Regions from separate parts of the Mus musculus genome. Here regions 2 and 3 are each linked to region 1. Evidence: chromatin loops called from intact Hi-C (ENCODE). Cell type or tissue: heart. All regions are shown on one strand.

What was found. Hi-C counts contacts between places; a loop is a spot of excess contacts. Peaks named below come from ENCODE experiments on the same cell type or tissue, not always from the same donor. Only the 100,000 strongest peaks of a DNase experiment are listed, where the experiment ranks them.
Region 2: it touches region 1 in a loop (7-fold over the local background); 5 of 42 quality-filtered maps call a loop at or near these places.
Region 3: it touches region 1 in a loop (7-fold over the local background); 4 of 42 quality-filtered maps call a loop at or near these places.

What each region holds. Positions count from the first base shown.
Region 1 is chr7:74,367,210-74,375,209 of GRCm38, forward strand. All of the region lies in intron 2 of Slco3a1 (solute carrier organic anion transporter family, member 3a1), which reads right to left. Among named protein-coding and RNA genes, the nearest start is that of Slco3a1, 180 kb to the right of the region's middle. In heart, CTCF peaks have their summits at 332 (motif pointing right), 1,258 (motif pointing left), 2,645 (motif pointing right) and 4,174 (motif pointing right); a DNase peak (open chromatin) is centred at 4,192; H3K27ac peaks cover 775 bases.
Region 2 is chr7:75,362,719-75,370,718 of GRCm38, forward strand. It overlaps the pseudogene Gm10161. Among named protein-coding and RNA genes, the nearest start is that of Sv2b, 57 kb to the left of the region's middle. In heart, CTCF peaks have their summits at 4,002 and 4,203; no DNase peak of the experiment used is centred here; H3K27ac peaks cover 289 bases.
Region 3 is chr7:74,918,942-74,926,941 of GRCm38, forward strand. No RefSeq gene overlaps it. Among named protein-coding and RNA genes, the nearest start is that of 0610006L08Rik, 69 kb to the left of the region's middle. In heart, a CTCF peak has its summit at 3,580 (motif pointing left); no DNase peak of the experiment used is centred here.

The sequences.
Region 1 (8,000 bases):
ATGACAACATAGAAAGAGGGCCGTTGACTCAGTCAGACTCAACCACTTTGGCTCATGCCTCAATTTCTAGATGACCAATAATATCTCAATGCCACATCTGGGAATAAGAATATCTGCCTTGTCAAACTGGGACTATTAGACACATTGGTGGGTGCACACAATATGACGGATGTCACCATAACTGTATCAGGACTGAAAAGATTGGGGAGGATGTCCTGTATGGCGTCCCCTCCTTAGTGTATGTTTCTGTAGCTGGGCTGCCTTTCTTTTAACTCTGCCTGGTCCCCTCCGGGATGAGGACACTCAGGCTGACTGTGACTCCTCTCACTAGAGGGCAGCACCAGTCTAGAAAGGAAGGAGCGCCCAGCTTTTCAAGCATCATCGGGCTCTCTTTGCCAGTAGCCAGTGAAACCTTTGGTGAGAACGTCGCTCTCCTCATCTTACAGTTGCCCTCCTTGCCCTCCATTTATACAGATTTAGCTCTCTGTCTTCCAAACCTCAGGTTGAAAATTCTCCCCTCTTAGGGAGCCTTCTGCATGCAACATGCATGAATAAAACATGATCGGTAAACAGCAGGAAGCCTGCAAGACACACAATACATATTTATCCATTGCTCACTGGCCACAGTCTGACAGCATTTTAACTGATGTGCTCTTGTCTGAGGAGGAAGAAGAGGAGGAAGAGGAGGGGAGAAGGCAAGGAGGGGTGGCAACCATTTATCCAGCACTTAAGACACTCCAGACGGTGCACAATTCATGAAATAAAATTATTGCTATGTAAAGTTTATAAAGAAAACACAACACTAACTCGGCTAAAGCCATAGGGCTATGACAGAGGCAGAGCTCATGTGGCTCTTCCCTCAGACTTATCACTAACTTCAAACTTGGTTGTACAGTGGAATCGCCTAGGAAACATAAATACTAATCCTGTAGGCCTGGCCCCTGATGCTGAGGAAGGCAGAGCAGGATGCTGCATGGGCACTACTCCCCACCTCAGCTTGGACTAGCTATCTTTCTTGTCACCGTGACTAAACACCTGACAACACTTATCTTGGCTCATGGTTCGAGGACACCCTGTGTCTGTCAGGAAAGGACAGTGGTGTGTGGTGGCAGGAGCTCATGTCTGAATGGATAGAAAGAAAGAGCAAACAAGAAGATGGCAAGGATATAAAGCCGGATCTGGTGACCTACCTCCCCAAGGGAAGCTCCATCTACCAAAAGTTCTACACCCTCCCAGAACAGCGCCACCTGCTGAAGACTGAGTGCTCACACCCACAAGAATCTGTGGGTCACTTCACATGCAAACACAAGAAAATGTAACATGTAGTACATGTAGTACGTGTAGTACATATGTAACATATGTAGTCAGGTAGAGAACCTTGGGCTTTTGAGGCTGACCTTGTGGTTCCTCGTTGAGCTTTAGCTCCAAGGCAGTGGACGGGATCTAGAAGGCACCTAGTGATAAGAAAGGGCTTGGGCTCTATCCGAGGCTAAGGCAGAGAGGGGGCTGGTCTAAAGCATGGACGTGGGGCGGGGCAGAACCTTAATTCCACTGGCAGCCAGTCAATCATCTCTGTACGCTGCCAGTACTGTGTACACTCTGATGAAAGCATGATGTGGTGCCTGGCACACCTGGTGTGGCCTCTAATGCTAGATAGCATGGCCTCAATCAGCTTAGCCCTCAACCCAGGTTTTCTCTATTGGAGGCAGAGTTGAAATCCCACACACCGTCCTAAGTCTGCCTTAGTGACTGCCTCCTTTGCTGAATCTCTCTAGGTTCCCTCATTTTTCTTCCCTTCTCTCCTTTGCCACACAGTTGGTCAGTCAGTGGTGTCTTCAGAGTTCTGCTTATGGTCTGTCTGGATACAAGACCAAAATTTCTTATTTGGAGAACATCTTAACAATCAGAGACACAGGGAAGGCAGATACCCTAGGTGGTGGTCTTGTTTAAATTATCTTTTCTAAATTATCTTTTCCATAAGAGCAACAGAGCCGGCCACTAGCCTTGGGCAAGGAGCCAATGCTTATTTGCTAAAATACCAGTTGATTGCCAGGGAGCCTGGAGCGGTGGTGAGGTGGGGGAGGTAGGAAGCCACACGTTATGGAAAGCGATGCAAGCAAATGAACGTCATCCTATGTGGTCAGGGCTCTCCAGGGTGGGGAGGATCTGCTGCTGCTATACGTTGCTGCTATACGTTGTAGCTGCTTCTGACTACTTGGCTTTTCAACCCAGCAGAGAGAGACTTCTTTCCTTCCCTCCAGCTTTCATGTTTGTGAGATCACAGGCCTCTTGGCTGACTGGCCAGCCTCTGGGTACCTGGATGTGATGCGTGTACCAAAGAGCTTGAGTCAAAGAACTCTCCTTCACAACGCTCGGAACATGCTCTGTCTCTATCCTAGAGCCCTTGGGCTATCCTTAAACCCGGAATGATGCCAATGCATTGCCTGGTGATGCAAGAAGATGCCACTGGTGGGGCAGAGGACGGAACCATGAAGTCCTATACGAGGGAAGCCCATCCTAATACACAAACAAGAAGGGCATGGAGTCCTGTGTGTGACTTCAGTCACCTTCACAGAGCTTTTGTTTGTAGAGGCACTGAGGTCCCCTTTGGTTTCCCATTGTCCATACCCGCAGCCTCCAGAAGGGGGCAACTGAGAGACAGAAAGACCTAAAGTGGGCCATTTAGTGGCAAGGCCAATAAGTAGTCTTAGCAGTAGTCAGTGAAGCAAAGCAGTGATCCAAGCTTATCTTGATAGAAGCTGGGCTGCTTCTGCCCACATCTGCATATTGATGCGTTGGCTATAAGCTGTATGTCAATGCTAAGCTGTTACTGCTGTCTACATAGGTTTTCCAACCCAGCAAAGAAAAACTTCTCTCATTCCCCCTACCTTTCATGACAGTAAGACCACATGCCCCTTAGATGACTGGCCTCCATGAACCTGTGTCGAGGAGATTGAGTCAAATGACTTTCCTCCACAAAGGTGAGAGCATGTCATGGCCCTCTCCCAGAGCCCTTGGGTTCCACACTTGAATACACCTCAAAATATGACTCTATTTGGAGACAAGCCCTTAAAAGGGGCAATTAAACAAGGTTCGGATGATGGGTTCTCCATCCTGATTACTTTGCATATAAGAGGAGATTTGGACACACAGAACGACACCAAGGCCACACGCATAAAAGAAAGATTGTGTGAATACATGGACCATCTGCAAGGCAAGGAAAGGGGACTCAGTCTCCACCCTTGCCTATACCTCCATGTTGGAATTCAACCACCAGGACTGTATAAGTAAATGTCTATAATTTAAGTTTATAGTATTATGTCTTAGAATGTCATATGTCATATGTCTTAGAGCCTAGGTGAACTTCCTAAGCTCCAGAAAAGCGGCTTTCCCACCCAAGGTGGCAATTTCTCTAGGAGCGTTACCTGCTGGAGTGGTCCCATCTGCCGATGCCTGTCTCTCTGTGCATTTTCAATGTACTTAAGACGCCGCCATGAGTTTTCTCCATAGTCTTTGGGAGATGGCATGCTACACAGTACTGTGGTGGAGTCCACCAAGCTTCATATTGCTGCAAGGGCCAGCTCAGGTCCTTGGAAGTCCGCAGAACTCAGTGTCAGAGATCAGGTTCCACCCTAGTGGGAAGGACTCCTACAGGTAAAACTGAAGACCGGATAAGTACTCCTTATTCAGTCACTCTCATGCTTACATGTTCACACAGTTGGGACAGGGTGACCCGAGGCTGTCTTCACCGTAGGGAGCAGAAGCCCACGGCTACCTCAGTTTAACCCTCAGCAGGCAGCAGTAATTCAGCATCCAAACTGATCCTCAGTAAATGCTTTCTGGGTGTCAGGGCTTTGAATACTGTTTAATCCCCACAATAGCACCGAGACATACATGAAGACTGTGACACAGGAACATTTGGGGACCAGCCTGCAGGCAAGGGGAAAGGGTGGCAGAATGGCTTGACCCACAGACATTCTTCTAGTAAGTTCTTAAGGGAACAGTCTCTCTGTAGGGCTCTGAAAATGAGGCTTTGACCACAGCCCAACTGTTGTTGAGACCCCATGTCACGAGGGAGACTGAACAGGGGTTCCACTTGGGACAGGCTTGCCCATCTAATCCACCTCAGCATCTCCTTGGGAATAGTGGCAAAGAGCAGGTATCTGAAGTCGTCACTAGAGGGAACCAGAAGCCTTCATATGACAGAGACTGTCCCCTCTCTGATGTGGAGCATGCTCTCCATGGCAAGGCTGGAGGGTTACCAGCTCCTAGGAAGGTGGCCTGCAGCCTAGAGGTCACCAAGGCTTGGGTGATTATTATTATAATAACTGCTTGGATATCTGCAGTTATTAGTGAATGTCTTCATCAAATGCCTAAGGCAGGAAGAGAGGTCCTTACCCCAACCGGCTCTAACCTTGCAGTCAGCACTTATCTAGATCAGCCTTTGGAAAAGTTAGCAACTCAAACCCTCCTCTTTAAAAACCCTCAGGGTGTTGATAATTCATAATCAACGCTCAGAATGACCTAGTGTATCTATAAATTCTGGGTATATTCTCTAAAAGTAGGCTGGAGATGCCAGGCCAGGCAGGAACAGGAGCAGGAGCTGGGGCAGAGGTCAACATTCTGCTGAGTGCACACTGCAGGGTGAGACTGCTCCAGCTCCGTGCTGAGGCAGGAATCCCACCATCAGAACAACTCTGCACCCAGAAGCATTAATAAGCAACAGGGGCTAAGCTGCAGCTGCAGAAATTCCTCCTGGCTAGGAAGCAGGGCTGATGTCTCCAGGCCCCAATGGAAAGAAGCAGACTGGAGAGGTGACAGCCAGGTGAGCCAACTGTAGGGAGCAGCTGTGATCTCGAACCTTCCCAACCCCACCTACAGCAGTGCCGAGATGCCAGGCGTTTTGTTTGAAAAACTGTGGCAGAGAGTCATGGCGTGTGTGAAATGCTAATTTCACCCTGATTTATCACCAAGAAGGACAAGGCTGTTTGCTGACATGACAGACTGGGTGATTTTTGAAGCCTGGCGAAATCCTAGGATGGGTTATTAAACCCTGGATTTATGTGTTCTGTGAGCAGGGAGCTGTTGCTGTCAGGTGTAGACAGAGTTCAGCAAGAGAAAGTCAAGCCAGACCGACTTCATTTCCTCTGTGGTTTTCTGATAGGGTCAGAGGCTGATTAGAGCGGCAGAAAGCCATAAACACATTGAGTGGGGAGGCAAGTACAGACTGGACAAACCGCTTGCTCAGCGCTTAGGAGAGGAAAGATGCATAGGGTCAAAGAAGAGCTAGCTGAAGCATGTTGAACAGGCAAAGCAGGTGTGTGTGTGTGTGGGGGTGGTGGTGGTGGCCAAGCAGAATGGGGTTCTGTGACATGCCTGGTAGCTCTCTCCTATCCTGCTTTCTCTATGTATGCCATGAGACACATCTATCCAACATGATCACTTGAAGACAGAGCACAGATCTAGGATGAATAATCGGCTAAATCCATGGACAGGAGAGTTGTGGTGTACCCACCGTGTACATGCAGGCCTTTTGCGGACAGGCTGGTGAAAGTATGGGGCACTAGAGCTTCCAGGTAGGGAGGGTTTCATTAGACAACAGTCTTGGAATACAACCCAGTCAGAGAAGCAGTTATCCCGAACTCCAATGCAATTTTGATGCATTGACAGAGTTGGGGCAAGGAGTGGGCCCCTTGATCTCACATGAAAAGCCATATGTCACTGAGATAGGGCCATTGCCACAATGGCTTATCCTCTGGACAAGGACTTAGGAGAGAGAGGGCTATAGAAGACATGCATGCACCAAGTGAAGGGACAGAAGGTTCAGCCTTCAAAAGAATGGGCAGGAGACATGGCCAAAATGCCATCACGGGGAACAAGAACTCTGGGTTTCTCTGCACAACCCAAAATTAGATGCTTGATCTAGTTACGACAAGGCAGATGACCAGACACTTTGGATACACGTGAATAGAGTGTCCAAAGGCTACTGAATGCCTCACTACCAGGCATGTTCTAGGGGAGGCCATGGGTCAGGAAGTTGGCTGCACAGGACACCTGGCAGACCTTTGGACCACACAATGTTCCCTTGACAGTGGGCAGGTGTCTCCAGGGCCCACCTGGGAACATAACAGGAGTGGGAATTCCCATACAAGCCTCCTTACGTTAAAAAACCACGTCAGACTCTGCTTGGAGACAGGAAGCGGGGAGCTGGTTGTACAAAACTGTCTGGCTCTCATACAGGACTCTGTGGGTTTGTGGGTGCCTCCCATCTCAAAGTCCAGGCAGGCAGCAATCACAGCCTCTTGTTATTTTTGATTTTAAGAAGAAGAATGGCTAGAAAGCTTTGGTGTTCAACAGGTTGCCTACAATGAAATTCTTAAAGTCTAGAGCAATGGCTCTCAGCCAGGGGTGACTTGGTTCCCAGACATTCAGTTAAACCTGGAACAAAGAGCCTTGATTATGTTCTAGGTTTGTTGATCTTATTTCAACCTCTCTCACACACATAGAGTGGCACAGACAACATTTTATTTTTCTTAGACATAAATGCCATACTGTCGTACCCAAGCTCACCACTCTCACTTGCCCTGGCCCATTTCCTAGCCTAGGACTTCAATTCGAAGCCTCCCAAACCTCCCCTTCAAAGCTTGAGTTTCATACAGGAATCCTTGAAGCTGAGGCTCCCAAGCAGGGGGTGGGGAGAAGGAGTTGAATGAATGGATACAGCTGAAGGAGCTGATATCTTTTCATGTATAATCATGTTAGGAATCTGAAGGTCAGATTATCATGGGTTAACCCATTCAGCCCTAGGATCCAAGAATCCTTCATATAGAATCAAAGAAGAGACAGAAGGAGAAAAAGAGACATTCTGGAAGCATCCACAAATCAAGAATGCCTGAACTTATCTAAATCCAATGTGTATAGAAAGTTCTCCCTTGGAGGGAATGGGTCCTGTTGCCATGACTTTAGGTTTCTTCTGGTCTTTAGACACATGAGATAATGAATTTCTATTGCTCCAAGTTACTATGGTAACTTGTGACACGCTCAATCTATACTGCATCATCTATATCTGTATCTATCTATATTTCTATATCCACATATCTTTTTACGTATCAATATTTATCATCTATCTATCTATCTATCTATCTATCTATCTATCTATCTATCTATTGTCTGTCTGTCCGTCTGTCTATCCACCCTTTTGTAGTCCATCCACCCATCTCATCCACCCATCCAATGCTGAAATTTGGAGGCCATCATCCTCACTGGTTTCACTCTCAGGTCTTCCATTTACTTATATCCAGTACAGAGGCACAAAAAAGTTATTGTTAACCAAGCTGGAGTAAACAATGATAAATCACCTTCTAAGAATATAATTGAAAATCTAGTGAAGGAACAACAAAGACCAAGACAAAACAAACCATCCTTGTGTTGGATAACATCTACTATCAACCTGATAGAACCTAGAATCACCGTGGGCTCCTGCCTCTGGGCAAGTCTGTCTGTGGAGAAGTTTCCAGATTGAGTTAATTGAATTGACAAGATCCACCCTATGAGCAGCACTATCTCATTGGCTGGAGTCCTGGACCAGCTAAAAAGGAGGAAATGAGCTGAGGACCAGCGGCCATGGTGTTCTGCTTCTGGTCTGTGAGCACTGTGTAGCAAGTTGCCCCATGTTCCCACTATCATGCCTTCCCTGCAGTGATGAACTGGACCTTCTAACTACGAGCAGCAGGAACCCCTTCTTCCTTAAGCTGCTTTGGTTAGGGCATTTTGTCATAGCATCAAGACAAGCTACTGACTAACACCTAATAGAGGTGGCTATACTATTTAGGATTGGTGTTCCTCGTTTCTCTCAAAACACTTTTATTTTGCACTATTCTAAAACCTTTTGAAGCTTACCAGTGAACTGAAAAGCTATCAGAATTCAGGAAGAAAACTGAGGAGTACTTGCCCTGCCCTCTGGCTCAGCCAATTTGTACAGGGGCGGGGGGGGGGTGCGG
Region 2 (8,000 bases), 1.0 Mb after region 1:
CAACTATAATTAGCCCCAGGGCTATCCACAACAAGGGTGCGGGAGAGGTAGCTGAGAGTACCACATCCGGATCCAAAAGCAGCCGGAAAACAGTCACACAGGATTCAAAGCCATGTGTCATCAAAAGTCAGCATCTTGGGCTGCAAGTATAACTCAATAGAACACTTACCTCAAGCATATGTGGTCCTAGGCCCAATCCCCAGTATTTCACAAACAAGCAAACAAAATATAGCACCTTTGGATTTACCTTTTTTTTAAACATTTTAATTTTTTTTTCTTTTTAAGATGTTATTTATTTATTTTATTTACATGATGAGTACACTGTAGCTGTCTTCAGACACACCAGAAGAGGGCGTCAGATCCCATTACAGATGGCTGTGAGCCACCATGTGGTTGCTGGGAATTGAACTCAGGACCTCTGGAAGAGCAGTCAGTGCTCTTAACTGACAGCTGAGCCATCTCTCCTGGATTTACATTTTTAAAGATTTACGGGCTGGTGAGACGGCTCAGCGGTTAAGAGCACTGACTGCTCTTCTGAAGGTCCTGAGTTCAAATCCCAGCAACCACAGGGTGGCTCACAACCATCCATAATGAGATCTGAAGCCTTCTTCTGGAGTATCTGAAGACAGCTACAGTGTACTTACATAGAACAAATAAACAAACAAACAAACAAACAAATCTTTAAAAAAAAACTTTAAAAAAAAAAGATTTACTTAATTCTCTCTCCCTTCTCCTCCCTCCCTCCTTCCTTCTCCCCTGTATGTGTGTGTATGTGTGTGTGTGTGTTTTCATTCCACACGTGTGCAGGTTCCCTTTGAGGCCAGAGGAGAGTGTGAAATCTTCGGGAACTTGAGTTACAAGAAGTTAGAGGTTGTGCAACTGCCCAGTGTGAATGGGAACGAAAGTTATGCTCCTCTGGGAGGAAATAAAGTACTCTTAACTACTGCAACATCTCTCTAGCTCCTACTTTTAATCTTTCTAAAACATATAAGGCTTTGGGGCCACAAGCACAGTCCCAATATTCAAGACAACCCTGAGTCTCTTAACAAAATGGCATGTTCTGAGAAACGTGCTGCGAACATCACAGAATGTTCTTGCACAAGTCTAGGTGGTCAGGATCTGTCACCTAATGTGGCCTCCCGGTGTGACCATGAGACATACTAAACCAGAGATGTCTAGGGATGTTGCTAGTATAATATGGCATACTGTTTAGTAATACTTCCTTTTTAAGATAGGATGGTATATAGCCTAGACTGACCTGGAACCTGAATTGCTCCTACTTCTGCCTCCTAACGCACTGGGATTTGGGATTTAAGCATGCCTTGCCATCCCTGCTCTTGTGCAGTTCTTTCCCAGGGCCTGGTACATGATAGAGAACCATGGCCACCAGAGCCATATCCAAACGCTATTGTGCTCATTCATTTGTTAGGTTATTTATCTTAAGTATATGTGGATGCCTGGATATAAGTATATTCACTACATCTCTGCAGGTGCCCACAGAGGCCAGAAAGGGCAACAAATCCCCTGGAACTGGAATGACAGACAGTTGTGAGCCCCAAACCTGGATGCTGGAAACCAAAACCCTGAGCTTCTGCAAGAGCAGCAAGTACTCTTAGCTACCAAGCCATCTCTCCAACCCTCTCTAGGATAGTTTTTAAAATTAGCAGTGCAGTTAAAAATAATGACTTAAAAGTATAGCACAGGGTCTGGGGAGATGTTTCAGTCAGGGAAGGCCCTTCACATAAGCATGAGGACCTGAGTTCAAATCCCCAGCACACACATACAGATGGGGAGTGGTGGCTTCCATCTGTGATGATAGAGCTGGAAAGGGTAAGGTGGGCAAAGCCTCAGAGAGCACTGACCAGGCAGTCTGCACAATCAGTGGCCTCTATAATTAGTGAGAGACTTTGTCTCAAAAAATGTAGAGTAATAGAGGAAGAAGCTTGGCATTGCCCTCTGGCCTCCACAAGCCGACATCCTTGTACACATATGTCCACGGACACACAAACACACATGCATTCATTATGCACACACACACACACACAAAGAAAAACAAGCATAGCACAGTAAAGGATGAACCAACAGCACTGTCATTTACTTATTATCATAATCAAGTGTTATGTGGTGTGTATAACTGTGTGTGCTATGTTTTTTTTAATGACTGGCAGCACAGTAGGGCTTTTACACCAGCAGCATCACAAACACGACTATCGCACTAAGCGCTAAAACTTTCCAGTGCTAATATAATCCTATGGGACTGCTATCTCACGTGTGACATTTACGAAGCATCTAACTCAACTCAGACAAGAGAGAAGCCTAAGCAAAAAGTAGCTGAAACAGAGTCGTGTGGTATACAGTTAAACATCTAGCTTGGCAGTTTGTTTTCCCGATTAAGCTATTTATCTCAAGTACCTCTTTGTGTCCTTCCTACCCATTGGTGGGGGGCGAGGGGGTGCATGTGCGTTCAAGTGCGCACACCCTTGGTTTTTTGAAAAAAGGTCTTGTTATATTGTCTAGGTTATTTTTAAACTCAAGTTCCTTTTGCCTCAAATCCCTGACTATTGGAATTACAAGTGTGTACCACCATGCTTGTCTGCAGTTGTTCTTAACTAACCTTTGAAGACCGTTCTGGCTTGAGAAACAGGTAATAGGACACAATTGATGATTCTCCAACAGTCCTCCAGCGCTTACTGCTTCTGAACTCGATGCCATCACAGGAGTACAAAAAGAAAGCTCCAGGCTCCAAAGCACTCATATATGCAGACCAGCCACCCAGAAGAGCGCTTCCAAGCCTTTGTCAGTGCTGGCTCTTCCATAATAGCCTCTGTGGCAAGAACCAGCAAATCAATAGCCAGAAAGAAGAATGTCAATTACTTGAGCATGGTTGTCACTAGTCACTCTCCCCTCCCCTATCACAGAGCTCTGAATGAGAACGGGAAGCTCAGAGTAATTGCACAAGAGGCCAGAACTAAACCTCAGCTGTGGGCAAGTTGTAGTTAGACTTAAATAGCAGTAGTGCCTTCCACGATTTAGAAACATGACCAAAGCAACTTGGGGAGGAAAGGGCTTATTTGACTTACACTTTCATATCACAGTTTACCATCAAAGGAAGTCAGGACAAGAATTCAAACAGGGCTGGACCCTAGAGGCAGGAACTAATGCAGAGGCCATGGAGAGGTGCTGCTTACTGGCTTGCTTCCCTAGTCTCGCTCATCCTGCTTTATGACAGAACTCAGGACCACCAGGCCAGGGATACCACCAACCATAATGAGCTGGGCTATCCCCCATCAATCACTAATTAAGAAAATGCCCACTCTCTGCCATATCTCTGCCATCATGGACATGAGTCATGTGCAGCCCATCAAGCTGGCTAGGGTAACCAAAGTACTGGGCAGGATTGGTTTGCAGGGACAGTACATGCAGGTGAGAGTGGAATTCATGGATGACACCAGCCGCTCTATCATCCGAAATGTCAAAGGCCCTGTTCAAGAGGGTGATGTGCTCACCCTATTGGAGTCAGAAAGAGAAGCTCGCAAGTTGTGTTGACCTTGCTGCTGGGTCCTGGATATCCACTACTTAGCCTACTTGGAATGACCTGCAATTGTTAAATAAAACATTTGTATTAAGTCTTGAAAAGAAAAGGGAAAAGGAAAAGCCCTTCAGGCTTGCCTAAAGCCTGATTCTAGGGAGGCATTTTCTCAAGTGATGCTCCCTCCTGTCTGATGACTCTAGCTTGTGCCATGCTGGTATAAATCTAGCTAGTTAGTACAGGGATCAAGGGGGAACATCTCTCCTGCACACAGAGTTATCTTGCAGTTTCGTTTCCATCGCACACAAAAGCAGACTTAAGCAGAATGACCCGTCCAGGAGACTGAAATGGAATGTAGCAACTGCTTCATCACCCTAAATTACACAAAGGTATTCTCGGGTTCACTGTGATCGCCTAGCATTAGAGCGATATGGCCTCCAGTGACAGCAGTGCCTGGTTCAGCAGCGCCACCGTGTGTTAGGATCATCACTGACAACCCAAACTCAAAAGCATCAAGCCTTTAGTTTGCCCTGATGGCAGTTGGGAACCTCTGTGAATCACAGAGTATCTTTCAGGGGAAAGAGCCATGGAGTTGTCACAGAAAGGGGGACAGCAAAAGTGAGAAGGGATGGTTCTCACTACCAAGGGTATCAGATCATGGAATGAGTTAAGTTAAATATTGAATGTGTATCTCAAGCTACGGAATAAACAAGACAGCCTTTTGTACCCTCCACAATATAGTGGCGTGATGGGCTCTACATCTCTGATTTCATTTACTCCTAGCAACAAAGACTATATGGTGTGTATTTACCTTCATTATGGGACCAAGCTGAAGATCAAAAGTTCAGCAACGTGCTCAAAGAAACACTGGCCCGTGACATTCTCTGTTCCAAGTAGGCATAGAACAGTAGAGAGAGCTAAGAAATTCCACAGTCAAGGCTGAGAACCTAGTAAGTGGAAACTCTAGTTTCTAGCAACTGCAGCCTAAATATCACAAAATTCCTACTCGAATCTGGGCATGGTGGTGCATGCCTTTATCCCAGGACTTGGGAGGCAGAGGCAGGCAATCATTGTGAGTTTATGAGCAGGCCAGGCTACATAGTGAGTTCGAGGATAGCCAGAGTTACATAGAGAATATGCTTCAATAATAATAATAATAATAATAATAATAAATGCTTCAAATGCCTGTTCATTTCCTCCACTAATTTCTCAGCAGGTCTGCTAAAAAGACCAAAGTATATCAATAAATACCATTATTCTTACTATTAAATGCTTTTCTAATTTCCTGAGTACAATGGCAAACTTGACTTAATTTGTCTTTGCAAATCAAGATACAACTTTATAAAACCCAGTCGTTAGATGAAGTGGCCCATCTGTCTGTGGCTAGAGCAGATGATTGTAAGGGTAGAGCTGGCAGAGAGTCAGATGCAATGGGGCATTCCTGTAATCCTAGCACTTGGGGGTTAGGAGGTAGGAAGATCAAGAATTCAAGGCCACCCCTACTACATATCAGTTCAAAGACCACTTGGGTTGTATGAAATCTTGTCTCAAAAATAGATATACTTAGTATTATATACATAACAATTTCAATATATAAAAAAATGAATTAGTACTACCATGTAGCTCAATATAAAGAAATCTACAAATATTGACACCTTCTCTTACTTTTTACACTTCGGTGTTTTGGAGGGACAGGGATGTATTGATCTGAGATTGTTTAGACATACACTAAGTAGTTCGTGGGAAGAAACTGGATGTGCCCTCAAAGAGTGCTTTCTCGGTTTTCCCCATAAGAACATTATAAACTCAGAATGAAGCCAGTGTCCACAGGTCTTGTTACAAGGAAAATCTTAGTGAAATTAGGCCTTGCTGCGTAAATGCTACCGTGCCACTAATGATGTCAGGAGTGGGAAAGGAAAGTGAGAGCAAACATCTTCTTCATGAGGAGAGGAGTGAGTTCCCCAAAGCTAATGAGAAGATAAGTTAAAGCAGCCACAGAGAAAAAAGGGGGTGCAGAGAAGTAGACATGAGTGTGTAATGGTTAACTACACACAAACAAAATACCCTGAAACTCGGTGGCCCGATACAGCAGTTACTCACGATCACTCACCTCTGCAGACTTCAGCTGGCCTAGGCTGGAGCTGGCCTGGCGGCTCTGCTCCTCTCTATAGATCTACTGGTCGACTGAGAGGACTTTGCCCCACATCTCTGGTGCTTCTTCTGAAGCCAAAATTGAATTCTTATCTCTCAAAACAGGAACACAGAGATAGTTCTCTGTAGGACTGGCAATGTTTTGATTATTTATTTGAGAAGAGAAATTAACGCTCAGAGAACTGAGGATTAGAACAGTGAACAACACTGGTATATCTTAAAGACGTTTTGTTAAGTGAAACAAGCCAGTCACGAAAAGAGTAGATGGTTCTTCCTACATGAGGTTCCTAGAAGGACGGATTCATTGAGACAGAGGAAAAAGAATGGCTTCCGAGGGCAACGGGAAGGTATGGATAATTAATGGTTAATTTTAAGTGAGATTACAGTTGATGAAAATAAAGGCATTCTGAGAATCGTGAGCGTTGTGGTCATGAGTGTATATAATACCCCTGAACCACACTCAGTGGGGAATGGTGCTTGCTGTCAAATCTGACCACCTGACTTTAAACCCCAGAATCAATTTGGTAGAAGGAGAGAAATGACTCTTGGAAAGTGTCTTCTGACCTCCCCATGTGTCAGGCTTGCTTGTGCACACACAGAATGAATGAATGAGTGAGTGAATGAATGAATTAATGAATGAGCAAACAAACAAATAGATAAACAAATAAAGCAAAAAGTTTTAATGAGCTGAAGAGATGGCTCAGTGGGTATAAGCTCTTGCCTCCCATCCTGAAATCTGAGTTCCTGGCCTGAACTCACATGGGAGGAGAGAACTGACTGCTGCAAGCTGCCCTCTGACCTCCGTAATCAAGGCTGTCTCACATGCATACACACACACACACACACACACACACACACACACACACATGTATACGCACACGTACGCATGCATATACACACGCACAACCACCCCCCAAATACATAAATGTAATTTTAATTATTAAAATGTTGAAGCTTGTGTTGAATCCTATAATAATGGGAATTTTAAAAAGACAAGACAGAAGGCTATATTGAACCTGACAAGAGCTGCCTGAGGAGTTGGGGCTCAGGACATGTGGGCGTTTGCTTATAAAGGGAGTTTCCAATGAGGCCCCATCGCTAATCAACTGCCCCTCCCAGTGTGGGGGCAGTGCGATTGGCTCGGCTGAAGATGCAAGGTATCCTTCATGTAAGTGGGTGTAACACTAAACAATGCTCTGTGTTGCTATGGGAACACACATATTTATGTAAACACACAGGAGTCTGGAAGCAACACTCCTCACTACAGCTGTCTTTTTGGAAAGACATTAAACTAATAAGGGAGATTTGTGGCTTGATCAGAATGTTTTTCTTAACAGTACCAAGTGTGAGTATTTGCATGACTTGAAGTTAAGTGAGAAAAGGTTAGTGTGCTGGCTTCCTTGCCTTTACTAAGTATGTTAACAAAAATGGCAGTGGCTGCAGATGAGCACCATTCTGTTTGCAACGGGCAGTAGTTAATGCTGAGACTCCTAACCAATCAAGTGACTTTTGAGCACTCACCCCTAAATGGAACATCTATATCACCCTTCCAAAGCTCATGAAACATTAAGGAAGACGGAGCAGAGATAATGTAAGAGCTACAGCCTGAAGGTGGGAGCGGGGTGCTATGAAATCCATGCTGTCTTCTGCACATAATTGCGGTACCTATGAAGTCCTGGCAACTGTGGCTATCTGCACAAGACAGGGCCCACTAACATTCCCTGTGGGTGGTGGGCGAGCTCATGAGGCCCCACCTCTCCCTGAGGAGCGATGGGCAGTAATGATTGCAGGGGTAGAAGTCACATTCCTCAGTGGTGTGGACAGTGGCAAGTTGTCCTTGCTCAAGCTAATAACTCCCCCAACCTTTCTCATTAAAGCAACCAAACTTAAACGCAGTAAGGAACAACCATGTTAAAACTTAAAAAGACATGGAAGTAGGAAGGGCACTTGCTGGGAAGAAGGGTGTTAACAAGAGGGTCAGGGAGAGAAGATAGGAAAACTGGGGAGGAGTTGGGAACATGGCTCGGGGAACACTGGCCTCAGAGACAGTGCTGGTGGTGCACACCCATGCAGGCAAAACACTCATACGTATGAAATAAAAATAGTAAGTGACTTTTTAAATGTCTCTCATTGTCCTGGCATTGACCTTGAAAGGCGTGTGGGAAATTGTGCTGCTAGGTCCACCCTACGCACCCCTACTCCCTGCCATCTGAGGGCTGAGGATCTTGGACCACAGCCTTCCTTCGTGCACTGAACAGCAGCTTGACTCACCTCTCTGGGACTCTTCCTTGCTTTTATTTTCTGCAATGCTTTGTGAGAA
Region 3 (8,000 bases), 550 kb after region 1:
TTTTTTTTTCAAGCCTATCAGATAATACAGATGCCTGGCATACTAAGTCCTGAGAACCACTAGCCTTTGGCAATGTGGACACAGGCCCAGGCAAAGGAGGCTGCTGGCTGGAACATTCCTAGAACTGCTGGGCTGTGGCTACCTTTCCTGCAAATGGAGACACAGAGAGAAAACTGTTCTGTGTTCTACATTCAAGTTCAGCTATGGTAGCTCATGTTGCATCAGGCTTGTGGTCTTTGATGAGTTTTCTCTCTCTCTCTCTCTCTCTCTCTCTCTCTCTCTCTCTCTCTCTCTCTCTCTCTCTCTCTGTGTGTGTGTGTGTGTGTGTGTGTATACCTTATAAAAATGCTGCTAAGAAAATTGATACTACAATTTAAAGAGAGAGAGAGAGAGATTGAGAGATAGAGAGAAAGAGAGGGAATGAGGAGGGTAAGGGCAAGGGAGGGAATTCAGAGAGAAACAACTAAAATTAAGAACCATTTTATTGAGAGGTAGCATGGAAACCTACTTCTTTTAATCTGTTACTGCATATAACATACACGATGCTAGGTCTGTCTGTAAAGGACAAACATACACAAGGCTTAGTACTATGTTGGATGTCAAGGATCTTCTGGGACTCTTAGAATGTGCCCCATGATCGTGGGTACAACTGTGTGTGTGTGTGTGTGTGTGTGTGTGTGTGTGTGTGTGTGTGTGTGTGAGTGTGTGTGTGTGTGCGTGTGTGTGTGTGTGTGTGTGTTTACCTTATAAAAATGCTGCTAAGAAAATTGATACTACAATTTAGCCACTGAAATGTTACTATCTAACAAGGCTGAGAATCAAGGAGCCAATGGTAGCTTACTGAAGTCATCCTACTCCTTTGAAGTGTAAATATATCCATCTCATGAAACCAGGTGCAAACAGGTAACTGTCACATATTATGTGATTTCCCCTCAATATTGTCAGGGGACTGAATCTAGGAACATTCAAATTCTCAGACATTCAACTCCCTTATATTAAATTATGTAGTGTTTGCATGAATCCTATGCACACACATATGCATACTTTAAGTTATCTCTAGAAGATGTTGGATCACCTAATGAAATGTAGATGTTATGTCAACAACTGCTCTTAAGAAATCTACCAGAAAGGAAATCTGTACATCTTCAGGTCAGATACAACTGATTTTTCCAAATATTTTTGACCCTATTGTTTGAATCTCGAGATGTAGAATACAGAGGGGCAACTGTAATTGGCATGAGTGATTTCATGAGCATGACCCCCTCCCCGAAAGTATGATGAATGTAACAGTATCTTTGATGGCACAGGGACAGCACAGTGAAGCTTGCTGCACTGAGACTACAACATCAAGTTCAATACCAAACTCTTTTGTCTTCTCCTGATCAAGTTTCCCAATATTGCTAATCCTATTTCCTTTCACAGTGAAAGAATTAATGTCCACATGACCCAACCTCAAGAAAGATTAATGAAGTCCTTGTATGAATGGTCTTAGTTGCTGCCTAGTTGCAAGAATGTTCACTTTTCCTCAAGACCATACATCCAGACTCTACCTCCTATCCCCACTGGATGAGTTACACATAGCCTCAGTTTCATGTTTCTCACATCTATTCATGACCTGATGATTTGGAGCCCCAAAAGACTGATATTGTTTCTTAAAAGATCTTTGTCCAAATCGATCCAATGATGATTGTTCAGGAATCAATTGGTTGTAGAATGACATATATTTTTGTCTTTTCTAAAATTGAATTTATGTTGTCTTTGTACCACACTTCTGCCCAGATCTATAGAAGCACCCATCCCATTGGCCTTTTGATGGGGAATTGCCATGGAGAAAAAGGCATGCCAGTGTCCTTAAATCTCCCCTTCCTGGTCTCCTAATGCTGCCACCAAATCCAGACTGTCATTGGTATTCTTCAGCTGAGTAAAAAAGAAAAAAGAGTTAAACAACATCTCTTCTAATTGAGGCCTGCCCATTATATTTCTCTGTACCTCTCTGACCACTGCCTTGACTCCTCTGTGTTTCAGTTGTTCATGTTGAGATGTGAGATGATGTCACCAGGCAACCTTCTAGGGATTTTGTGAAGTTGAACTCATCAAATATAAAGCATTTTAAAGATGCTGAGGGCCTGAGGAAGGTTGGAGAAACAGGAGTATCACAGATGTACTATACCAACCAACTTGGACTATACTCAGTGATGATTTAACTTACACAATAACAAACAACTTATTTCTGTTCTATAATTGAAATTATATATCTTCCCACTTAATTTTCTCATCGCACTTGACATATTGAGTTGAATTCATGAACATGAGATCACATTGATTTGTATATGTGTAAGGACCAGGAGGGTTATATGAATGCAAATATGCAAATAACCTATGGGCAGTATCTCTGTGCCTTGGGTGGCATGTTGAGATGAATGAGGAAAATGACAGCATAGTAAAAGTTCCACAAATAGTACTGAAAATAGGTTGTTTTGAACTGAATGTCTGATTCTCCCACCAAGTGCATATATTCAAGCTCTGCTAGTATTTGGAAGTGATCCTCCTTTGTGGGAATAGTGCCCTTTAAGAAAAGAAAGAAACTACAGTTTTCTCTCTACCTCATCATTTGAAGACATATAGAGAAGAAATGGTTTACAATCCATGAAAGGAGGTTGACTGGAATCCCAACTGTACTGGCATCTGCCCCTGGGCTTTTAGCCTGCAGAAGTTTAAGGACATGAACTGTTATTTAAACTACTCAGTTCATGCTCTTTTGTAATAACAGCTTCATCAGATCAGCATGGAACTATATTTAAACAAGGCTGTGTGTTGCATTTTAGTGCTATACCATGGGTTATCCTTGCATAGTGGGAAGACAAAAGAGCAACTTTAATGTCTAAGAGAGGTAAAACGTGGTCTCACTGAGGAGTTACATCATTTGGTGACTTGAATTCACTAAATCACTTTGTACTTATCATGTATTTATTAAATGCCTGGTATGCATTTAGTACTATAAGATTATAGCTATGAGCATAGAGATTAAAAGCCATGCCCTTGTGTTCCCTTTTGTAGAGAAGATGAGTAATATATTCAGAAGGAGTGAGATGCTCTGGTTACCTGGAGCCCAGGTATCTGAGGAGAACAGTGAAGGGGAAGGTATAAGGCATGGAAGAGCCAAATTGAGACAGGTCTTATTCAGACTGGATTAATGGGGAATCTTTAAGGGAATGTAAGTAAGTGACAGAATAATGATGCAAAAAAGACTGGGATTTATTACTTATGCTTCCAGGGATTGGCCCATGTAGTCCAACAATGGTGGTATCATACTGGACAAGCCAAGCATTTGGTAGTTTGTGGTGAGAATTTTGGTTTCTTTACAGACACAGAAAAGTTATGTGGATGTTTTTGTTTTAATCCCAGGTATGAGAAATCAGGGTCCTTCAGGCTGTTCACAGAAGCTGACTACGATTTGTGTCATGTTCTGGCAAGTGCATGATTCTGCCAGCTGAAGATAGCTTATGTCTGGAATTCTGGGGACAAGTGAGAGGGTATAAAAATGCCAGAGCCCTGAGAGGCTGTGGTGATGACTGCTCCCCCTGCTGTTGCTGATGTTGCTGTTTGCTGATTGTTTGCTGTTTGCTGTTTGCTGTTTGCTGTTTACTGTTTACTATTTACTGTTTACTGGTTGCTGTTTGTTGGTTACTGGCTGCTGGTTACTGGTGACTGGTTGAAGATATCTTGACAATGAAGATAAAACTTACCCCAAGAAACTTGATGTCCCTAATCAGCCAGAAGTAGTCCAACAAGATCAATGCCACCTTTTCCCTCTATCCTTTTTCACCTACATAGTATTCGGGGGTTATAAGAGTGGAGAAAGATGGTAGAAAAAAGAACCCCATAAAGTAGCCAAAAGTATAGTTACAGTTTTTTCTCAGTCCACAAGTTTAGATGTCTTAACAGTCCAACCAAGCACTGAAAGTCTGAGGGTTGATTCTTAGAGAGCTGCTTATTTCCAGCCTAAGAAGTTGGTTATATAAATTAAGGGCAGAATGTCATGGTTACAGGACAGATAGACTTGCCAGCAAGAGTGAGGGCAAGCATGCAAAAAGGCAAAGTTTCCTTCTTCCATGTCCTTTTATCTGGACTGCCACCAGAAGGTACCTAAATTTAGAGTGAATCTTTATTCAAATAATTTGATCAAAACATTTCATCACCAGACTGCATTCAAATAATCTTATCAAGAAAATCCCTTAAGGATGTTGCCAGTTAAAGTGGGAGCACTAATTGGAAAAGAGCACCATCCTCTCACTGGGGAAGGAAGTGTAGAGGAGAACCCTAATGAGGCCGAGGACTTTGAGCCCTCAGATTCTGAAGGAATTATCTTACCTGAGTAAGTAGTGTCTACATCCTCACCAGAGGATGCATCCCTAACCCCACTTCTTACAGGATTACCCACCCCACTCTTGCCTGAGAGAATTAATTCCCCATTATCTGTAGAACTGGCAGTGACCTTCCCTAAAGGATATGTCAGACAAGACAATATGGATGACCTTCGGTGCACACTGATAGGTTACATCTAGCCCTATATAACAAGACTCAAAGCCAAAAAGGACAGCCTTTAGAGTTGCTGCTACCAGACAAAATAGTGAACTGAAACAATATAGTGTTCCTGGGTGATAACAGAAATTAGTGACACCATCAAGGACTAAAAACATATACATGAGTGATGGTTCCCATAACTTCTTTTGACTCTTCTACTTGGTCTAATGCAGAAGACAAATGAATAATGGAGAAAGGTAGTTGCCTATAGGAACTTAGCAAATGGTAACTCCAATTGCAGCTGCTGTGCATATATGGCTTCCTTACTTGAACTGATTAACACATGTCCTGTTACCTATGTGACCATTCATCTTTCAAATGTTCGTTCTCTATATATTGTCCCTAAGGACAAAAAAGCAACTTGATTCCTGCTCACAATGCCAGTGCTAGATTTTTACCTTTGTACCACAAGAGCATATTTATTCTCCAGCCTTTACTCATAACTTAGATCAAAGGGATCTTGATTCTCTGATTCTTCCACTAAAAAAATCAAACTGGTCCACAAGACTGGTGATATGCTGATAGGATCAAGTGGATTTGGTGGATCAAACATTCTTTTTTGGACTTGGCAAAGCATATGTGCCTCAGAAGATGGGAAATAAACCCAGCCAAAATTCAAGAACCTTACCTCAGTAAAGTTTGTAGATGTCCAATGGTTTGGGACTTGCAGTGGTATTCTTTCTAATCTAAGTTGTTGCAAGTAGCTCTCCCTACCACTAAGAAAAAAAATCACAATGCTTAGAGGGCTTATTTGGATTCTGAAGAAAGTACATTCCTTAACTGGGTGTGTTAGTCTGGACTATATACACAATGCCTTGGGAAATTGCTAGTTTTGGGTGTGGCACAGAAGACAAACCGCTCTTCAATAGCTCCAGGCTACTTACTGCTCAGGATGTTATACCTCTTAGATTGTATGATCCAACAGAGCTTTAGTGCTTGAAGAAGCAGATAGGAATTCTATTTGGAGCCTTTGGCAAACCCCAGTAGATGAATCACAGAGGAGGGAGACCTTTGGGAGGCTGTGGTGAGGCTCTACTAGCATCTACAGATATCTATTCTGCCTTTGAAAAACAGTCCTTGGCCTGTTACTGGGCTTAGTAGGAACTGAATGTTTGAAAGTAGACTATGTTACTATGTGACCTGAACTGCCACCATGATCTGGTGTTATCTGAGCTACCCATCCATGAAGCAGGATGTACACAGTAGCAATCCTTTTTAAAAATGGAAGTGGTATAGTATAATTGTACCTGTACAACTGAGGTCTGTGTAACTACGTGCTGTGGTGTTCCCATATGGTGTTTACCTTATGATAAAATTACCTAACAAAGCTTTTCTCAGAACACACCTTCATTGTTAAGTGACCTATGACTATATACTGTAAACTAAGAGTTCCCCCTTTTTATTTCTTTTTACAAAGATTGGTTCATTTTTATTTTATGTGTATAACTGTTTGCCTGCATATATGTATACTCATATGCATACATATACATCATATACATATATGCAGAGCATGTATGTCTGATGCTTATAGAATCTAGAAGAGGGTACAAGTTCCCTGGAACTGGAATTCCAGACAGTTGTAAGCTACCATGTAAATAGTGAGCACTAAACTCAGGCCTGCTGCTAGAGCAGCAAGTTCTCTTCATTGCCAAGCCTTCTCTCCTGCTCCAGAAATTCTTTTTAAGTTTTTAAATTATTTTTTTTTAGTCATCCTTTTAAAAAGTAGGTTTCACTGTGGCATTTCCATACACATATCATTGTACTTTGATCATAAACAGCTTTACATGTCATACTTGAAACTGGTCTACTTTCAAGAACAATATATGAAATCAGGGCTGGAGAGAGAAGCTCTGCTGGCAAGTGCTGGTCATGTAAGTGCAAGGATCTGAGTTCTAGCCCCAGAACCCACAAGGAAAGCAGTTGTTTGTGTTGTTGTTGTTTGGGTTTCTTTGTTTGTTTTTGTTTTTAAAGCTAGTCATAATTGTTTATGTTTGTAACCCAGTCACAAAGCAAGTCAATCTATGGGGCTGGCTGGCAAGTTAGCCTAGTCTAGTTGATAAATTGAGCCCCATGAGAGATCTAGTTTCAAAGAAAAGGCTGATGACACTTATGAAAAGAAACCTGATCATCTACTGATTTCCACATGACTATGTACATGCATATACCTGTACATGTATAAATACATATGCAGACCAAAAGCACACACACACACACACACACACACACACACACACACAAAGTAAAACAATCCATCCTCCCAGGGATGAGTCCCCTAAGTAGTTATTTAATACCATGTGCTCAGCCATACAAAAACCACTAAATGGACTCAGCAGGTTGTAGTTATATATTTTATGTATTTGTACATATATCAGTAGTAGTTAAATGAAAAAGAAAACAATAAGGATAATACATAAAAGTAGAAGGAGGACTTAGAGCTAGAAGAGGGAGAACAGTGAGTGACATGCATGATATGATAATAGGTTATCAAAGTATATTTCGTATATTTATAATTTTATAATTAATTTTATAATTAATTAATGTTAATAAAATTTGAAAATAAATTAAAAAGAAATGTTTATAGTTATTAATAATTTGAATCTTGGCATTTTTTCAGAACTAAAATGAGAAACACAGAATAAGTAAATGAAATATTTATATTTATGAATAAAAAAATACTAAAAATAGAACATAGCCCAGCACAATAATAAGTCAGCCAAAATCCCAGCATGAGTGGAATAAGGGCTTCACAGAGCCCCACTCCTATTTAAGGAGTCACTGGCATTAATGATTGCTGGTGGAGGAAGTTTCAAGTTTCTTCAGGGATGTGGCCCCTGAAAAGTCTATTCATGGGTCAATAGATTGTTTTATACCCATGTACATCACTAATTGTACTCTCTAGCTTACATATAAACAAGAACACAGGAAGTTTGTACAAAAAGTAGTACAGAGAAAGAAGAAGCCCTAGCACCGAAGAAATAGGAGTGGATTTATTGAGAATGCATTCTGTGCTTGTATAAAAGTCTAAAACCATTAAATAAAGGAAAACAAAAACCAAAAAAGGGAAGAAGGAAAGGAGAGAGGGAGGGAGGGAGGGAGGGGGAAGGGAGGGAGGGAGGGAGGGAAGGAAGGAAGGAAGGAAGGAAGGAAGGAAGGAAGGAAGGAAGGAAGGAAGGAAGGAAGGAAGGAAGGAAACCCTGCAGGTCCTTGTAGGATATTTTTCCCATTTTATCTCCATACTTTCTCCTCTACTTACCCAGAGATCTGTACTTTCAAACTACAGAGATCCCAGCGGAAGACTTTCTGTTGGCAGCTGAGATTTTAAAACCCAATAAAAAAGATAAACTGCAATGACAAGTAATAGAAGCTAAGCAGCTGTACAAACTAAAGCACACATTCATAAGAAGCTTGCAGGCAGC